Regions from separate parts of the Homo sapiens genome. Here region 2 is linked to region 1. A link is a contact called in ENCODE Hi-C data. All regions are on one chromosome and are shown on one strand. The core of a region is the stretch at or near the end of the contact, and the rest is flanking DNA. Distances in the headings are between cores, read along the strand shown.

What was found. Hi-C counts contacts between places; a loop is a spot of excess contacts on that map. Pooled maps may share reads with other maps.
Region 2: a loop to region 1 is called in a pooled map, with 10 times the contacts of the local background. The contact joins the promoter of FKBP7 here to the promoter of LNPK in region 1. A Hi-C loop is called at or near these places in 6 of 50 pooled maps.

The regions. Positions count from the first base shown.
Region 1 is chr2:176,000,692-176,004,160 of GRCh38, forward strand. LNPK (lunapark, ER junction formation factor) reads right to left here and starts at 1,576. Exons shown (of 13, transcript NM_030650.3): 1 at 1,469-1,576. RefSeq lists an enhancer at 1,770-1,989.
Region 2 is chr2:178,477,065-178,480,217 of GRCh38, forward strand. FKBP7 (FKBP prolyl isomerase 7) reads right to left here and starts at 1,536. Exons shown (of 4, transcript NM_181342.3): 1 at 1,215-1,536; 2 at 1-149. The coding sequence starts at 1,435. RefSeq lists a silencer at 3,147-3,153.

The DNA.
Region 1 (3,469 bases), core at 326-2,825:
TTAATCACCATCAACAGTACCTCCATAACATATTATACTATACAATTGAAGAGTAAAGGTGATTTATTCTAGAATTCTAACTTTCAAATGTCCTAACTGAAAAGACAATTCTGAAATAGCCCAAGCCACATTTATTGCTCCTCAAAAAGAATTTTAATGAAAAGTACACCTCTATTATATATTAAGCACTCTTAATATATAATGATTAGTGCTTGCTTTCATGGTAAGTCAATTTTCATCTGAACTAAATACCACCAAAAAATTACTATTTGATTATAAATGTTTCTATGTGAAGTCATATATTTTTAATAGCCATATAACTTCTCCTTTTCTTGTATTTTCTTGTTTATATAACATATAAACACTATATAAGTTTACTAACATCATTACTGAGCTGATCTCAATAGATAACAGACAACCTTAAAATTCTAATTTAAACGCACCACTCCTGTTTAAGAAAATGTGTTAAAAGTCAACTTGGTCTTCTGGGGGCTGCTGAGGAAAAGAAATGAGCATTCCCTGCCAGTTTGAACATATTCCTGAAACCAAGCTTACTCACACCCACCAAACCGCTGTTGAATAGAGTCAATTTTGTCAATGCTGACACCCAGGCCATAAAGAAAGGAGGAAACAGTAGACACCGAGCAACACACACCGGAGGCCAACTGGGAAAAGCAGAACACGGAAAACTCAGTGATTCACGGGTCTTGCTTAGTACTGTGAAAGCACCATCAGCAAAGCTGAGTTGACCAATTTCAACTCTTTCTCAATCCGTAAACTATGAACTGACGGAATTTAGATTTGTTTTTCTCCTCCTACCACGCCTCTGATACAATGCACCTTCGCCCTTCCCCTCCACCCCACAGCCCACCATCCCTGAAATAAGGACAATGGTTGGAGAGTCTCTTCTCTAAGTAGCACGTACTCCACGCCCACACGCTAGAGCCCGGCAGCATGACACTGACAGTTTTCAGTCCCTTCTGGTCTTTCTAACTCTTGGAGCCTCCGCACAACTCAGAAAGAGAAGCGGAGAGAACGCTCAAAGCGGACAGCTGAGCGTAGGAAATGCTAGTTTGGGACCTTCTGACCTCTTTGCCCCACCTGTGTCGAGATAAGCTCGACACAAGTGGGCCAAAGAGCTGGGGCTCAAGCCAGTCACCACCCGGAATCTCCTAGAACCGAGCTGGAGAAACTACCAGCCCTAGAGGGGAAACAAGGGTTTCAAGACTCCAGCGCCACCACTGCCAGTGTGCTGGGAAATCCAGGGAACAAGGCGGCGAGCCTGGGTCTGCGCGGACCACCGCGCAGCCTGACTAGCAGCCGCCGCAGAGCTCTAGGCCACTTGGCAGGAGGCGGGGGCACCAAGGAGAGGCAAGCGGGGAACCCGCAGCTTATTTCCCAGGGGCACAGCTCAGCATGCCTCCCCGCTGCAGAGCCCTCCCAACTGCCCTCGCCTTGAGCGTTCTACCTGCAAGAAGCGGGCGCAGCCCGGCCCGGGCGTCCACCCCCGCCAGTCTCGGCCGCCACCGCCCAGCCTGCCTCCAGAGCAGGCAGCAGCCGCCACTGACAGAGAGACAAGCCGGGCCAACTCCTTCCCATGAAACCCCGCGCTCCAGCCGCTCGCCAATTGGCGCCGCGGTCGGCGCGCGCCGCTCCCCCGTCACGTGACCGTACCCTGGGCGGGTAGTTGTTGGGGCGGGTCGGCCGGGAGGTTAGGATCTTGTGTTTGTGGCCTCCGCAGCCAGCTTAGGCTGCTCGGTGTCGTGTCGCAGTTATGTACTGCCATTTATTATGACTCTTAGAATATAGTTATTTCTTACTCTTCCGCTGCCTCCTTTGCTTTTAAAGCCTGTTCTGCCAAGTCTCGCTGGAGAAGGAAACCCCTGAAACTGGTCCTGGTGGTCTCAGACCGCCGCGCGAGCGAAGAGTGGGGAGGACAAAGGTTGGGGAGTTGAGAAGGATGGAGATGGGTGCATCTGGAAGGGAGTCCGTCCTGAGGAGTCCCCCATCAGCTGTCAGCCAGCCAGCAGCAAAGCAAATTAAGACTACACAGCTCCGAAGAAGCCAGTTCCCAACCAAGCCAGTGGAGAAAAGTCAGCCCGGTCCCCAGGAGTGCTTGAGGCTCTGTCACTCTTGGACGTCAAAAAGGGTCATTTGATGACTGGACGCTTACCTCACCGGTGTGAGGTAAGCTTCAAACGCCGTATCATGTTGCTTTAAAACCTGCGGGTAACAGCATAAGCTGAGTTTTCTATCTTAGAACTCTTAACCCCAAGAACACTCTTCACAGGCCCTGATAGGTGGACCCACAAAAAAACCACTCAGGCTATATTTGACTCGGATTTGAAACGCTGCCGAAACGGTATTAAGTGTCCTCCTCAACTGGAAAAGACAAATAACAAATGATGCCTGAATGAGAAAAAGACTAGACGTGCACACAGTAATGTGTGAGCAGGGAAACTTCAGCGAAGGTTTTTATCATGCTTTACCCCTTTTACATGCTTTACCCCATGTGCAAACATTTTTCATGGGTTTTTTTCTATTTTTTATTTATTTTTATTCTATTTTTTTATTTATACACAAAAAAGTTTCAATGATTTTTTAAAGAGTAATAGTTTTAATATGTTACATTTAAACTTTGACGATGCAAACAGGTTGTCAAGAGAAGCAACTGAGCATTGTTTGGTTGGTAAGAAAATTTATTATACTAGAAGCTACCGCATAATTCACTGTGCAATTTGCTTGCCCTAATTGCCTAAATATTTAGTTACAGTTCTGTACACTTGCAAGGATGAGGGGAAGGGAACTGAAGTTTAGCGTGTCACTGTGGATCAGGCACTTTCCAAATGTAGAAGAAAATGAACAGAAACATTTCACCTGTTTTGATGTGGAAATTTAACCGTTTTGTTTTTCAACCTTTGCTGTTGCAAAGTATTAAAGTCCTGTGCAGTTTTGCAAATATATCTCACCGCAGAAAGATCTCCTTTCCTAAGAAGACTGGGAAGAACGGCTTTCCACTTGCCAGTAATGTGTCCTCTGGTTTCAATTGAGCCATCAGTGTCTGTACTCCAGCCTGGGCTACCAAGCGATACCCCACCTCTGAAAAAAGGGTAGCAAGGGGACAGAGAAGAGCTGTCTGGATACACGAGATTCCAAAAACCTAATCCTGAGATAAAATTCCCTAGGGAATTGCTCTACCGAGAGTAGAGATTTGACCTGGAAAGAGAAGGGAGAGAAGTATTTAATCATTAACTCTTTTAATCCTCCCAACAACCTTTTTAGTATCATTTTTCAAATGAGGAAACTGAAATGTAGAAAGATTATGTACACTGTTGAAGGTAACACTAAGCCACTGCCTCCTTCATATCAAGAATAGTTGTTCATCGAGCAAATAAAGTGAGGGAAAGACATTACAAGCAGAGAAATCAACATACACACTATTGTGGCTGGACTTCAGGCTACAGGGTGG
Region 2 (3,153 bases), core at 286-2,785, 2.5 Mb after region 1:
AGCCTTCCTTTCCGTATGCAAATGAAGGGGGTATAACTACTTTTCGCTTTTCTCCAGGGCACATATCTGTCATAGCAATGTCTAGGCCTTTTATGACTTGCCCAACACCAAGAACAAACCATTTGGGGTGGCCTTCATTTTGTGTCCGGCTATAACAAAAAGCAATACTTAAGTAAACTGATTTCAAGAAATCAAACTTGAAAATACAGCTGGGCATTTAAAATTGGAGTCCTCTCTAACCATCATTCCCATATAATCACTCTTTCTAAAACCCTTAATGGGGTGTTTGACTCAAACTTCCCTATAATCACCAGAAAGAAGTATGATTTGCCCAAAGTTAATCATTAACAGCCATCTCATTTTTTAAAATTGTTATCTTTACAAAAACTATTCAACAGTTAACTTTTTAATGGGTCTCCAGCCCCTAACTAGGTGCATGGCTTGTACAAAGAACTCATTTAACTCCCTGGGTTTGTTGTAAAAAAATGATAGGGCAGTTTTAGCCTCAAAAAGTCATTTTAATAGTAATTTAAAATGGTATATTTTCTTATTAAATTCTAATGATATAATTTATTAAATTCTTATTAAATTATAAAATTGTATAAATTCTTATTAAATTTCTCTATTTTATTCTAAATGGATGGAACTGTTTTTCCCAGTCCTATCTTTACAGGGTAAAGAAAAGATTCTCCCTCTGAGTAATAAGCCATCAATTAAATCAGAGTAGGCACCAGGTGGAATGAGGGAGCAGGGCCCACCAGAAGTCACCAGGGAAGTAACTGTTTTTCTTGATAGAAAGTGGCCACAACCTATAAAAATCGTGCTTCTGAAGGCCAGAATTAAATCTCTTTATTCCATGTATTCCTCCGTAAAGACTCAATACTTCTGGCAAGGGAAAAATGTGAACATCCTTATAGGCAGAACCTTGATTTAATTCTGGAGGTCCCAAGGGTAATGGTGGTGGTTGATGTGTGTGTGGATGTATCGTATTTTTGATAATTTATTGCCACAACATTTTCAATACTTTAAATAAAAATATTCAGTTTATTAGAGAAACACTGCCATATAATGTGATTTTTTTTAATGAATAAAGGGCTCAACTTTTACCGTTAAAAAATAAAACCCCAACCAACCAACCAATGAGGCTTCCGCTTGGTGGAGGCAGGCAAGATTTTGTGCAACTGGACGCACGGGCAGCTCGCAGCATTTCCTACCTGCAGTAGAATTTCGAGCCGTCTTTAGCCAGGTAGCCGTCATAATGGGCATTTAGTAGGTCTCCCTTCTTGCTTGTCTTAGAGCAGTTTTCTGGACGATGCAAAACTTCTATTTTCACTTCTTCGGTGCTCTCCTCTTTCTTTTGTCTCTGAGCAGTAAAAAGGCCCCACAGATAAAAGAAAACAATGAATCTGAATAAGAAATGCATGGTTTTTGGCATCGGCTCCAGCAGAACACTGCTCTCCCTCCCGCGTGTCACTCGCGCCCCGTGGATGTCCCGCGGCCGAGTTCCGACGCGTGGCAGGCGTTGTCCTGCGTCACAAAGGGCCGGGGCGGGGCCATAGATGCGGCCCCGCCCTCTCATGGCCCCAACCCCTCCGCCTCCCGCAGCGGGCTCAGCGCGGTTAACGCTGTTTCTAGGCCCTCGGGCTGGCTGTCCTCAGTCTTTAAGATCGCAACGCACACTCGCTCCGCTTCTTCTCGCTAAACCCGCGTATTTTACAGCAGGTTTCCTCAGGGTTCGGTGACAACATTCGCATTTTCTAAAATGAAACTGGCATAAGACGAAATAAACAGCCTGGGATGTCGTAGAGTCAGGGAATATGGTTGTCATTTCTGGAAGCAAAAGGCTTCTAAGACCCCTAGGGAACGAGCAGATAGATACTGGGGGGAGGGAGAGGCATGCTGGAAAAGGAGCGTAAAAAATAGGCTGGCGGTGGCTTTCTGGGTGCTTCGGAGGTGTCCTTGAAGCGCATTCTCAGGTCGGAATCTTGCATTCAGAGGTTCCAGGCTGAGTCGCACAACCTGAAGGCCAGCCCGATGCAACGAAACTGCGGTACCGCAACTCCTCTGCCTGGCTGCAGGCGTTTCCGAGAGCCGACCTCCACAATTCAGCATCCTCCGCTGGCTTGCATTTCTTTTCCCCGCCACTCGGGGCCGCCCTTGATTCGAGGGCCTCTGGTAGTGCGGGGAATGTTCTTTTGACTTTTTTGTACCATCCCATGGGATACGTAATTGTCCACATCAGTCAAGAAAACTTGAGTATTGGGCATGTTGTCCCAATCTCACAGCTAATACGCAGCAGGGATTTGGTCAAATCTGTGTGACAACACCACTTCACCACCAATTTTAGTATGAAAACCTTTAAAATACACAGAAAGTTGAATTCTACAGTAAACTCTCCTACACCCACCATCTGGATCCTGTCATTGAACTATATTATATTTATTACATATCCATCCATCACTCTATCCATCCATCAATTCGCCTTGTTTCCAAGTGAATACCCAAAGACTACCCAAACCAGAAAACCAGCAAAGGCCTTCTGCATTCGCCTGGATTAAGTTCTGGGAGTAGAGGTGCTATTCTACCTCGGTGATGCGAAGAAAAGCCGCAGCACTGAGCCTGATTGATGTGCTTTGCTTAAAGTTTGCAAAATTCCATAAACCTGAAAATTACTGTCGATTATGCAAGATGACAATTGCGTCCAAGCAGGAGTTTCAAAAATCATAAAAGCTAGGGGGAAGTCCCCATTTCTAGACTAAAATTCCGAAGTCGAGTTCCATGTTTTATATTCTAAATAAAATTGTGGCTATCCAAGGTTATCGGCGTGATGACAGTTCCTTGGGGGCCCTCGCCATTCCTTGTCAGAGGACCCCGTCTGCTGCACATTGCCTTCCTAGGAGATAATTTCAGACCCCTTGAATATGAGGAAAATACGAAGCAAACAGAAATAGGAAGGCTTTTATGTATTTTTGAAGAAAAAACAGGATTTTATGTAAAATAAAAACAGGATTTCATGAAGAAACAGGATATTATGTATTTCTGAAGAAAACCCAGGAAAACCCGAGAGAACTAAGTGCCCGCGGGATGAGTGTGCGGGCAGCTCCTCCTTAGGTAGGCACCGGGGCTGCGCGCGCAGCGGAGCTCGAAGGTCTT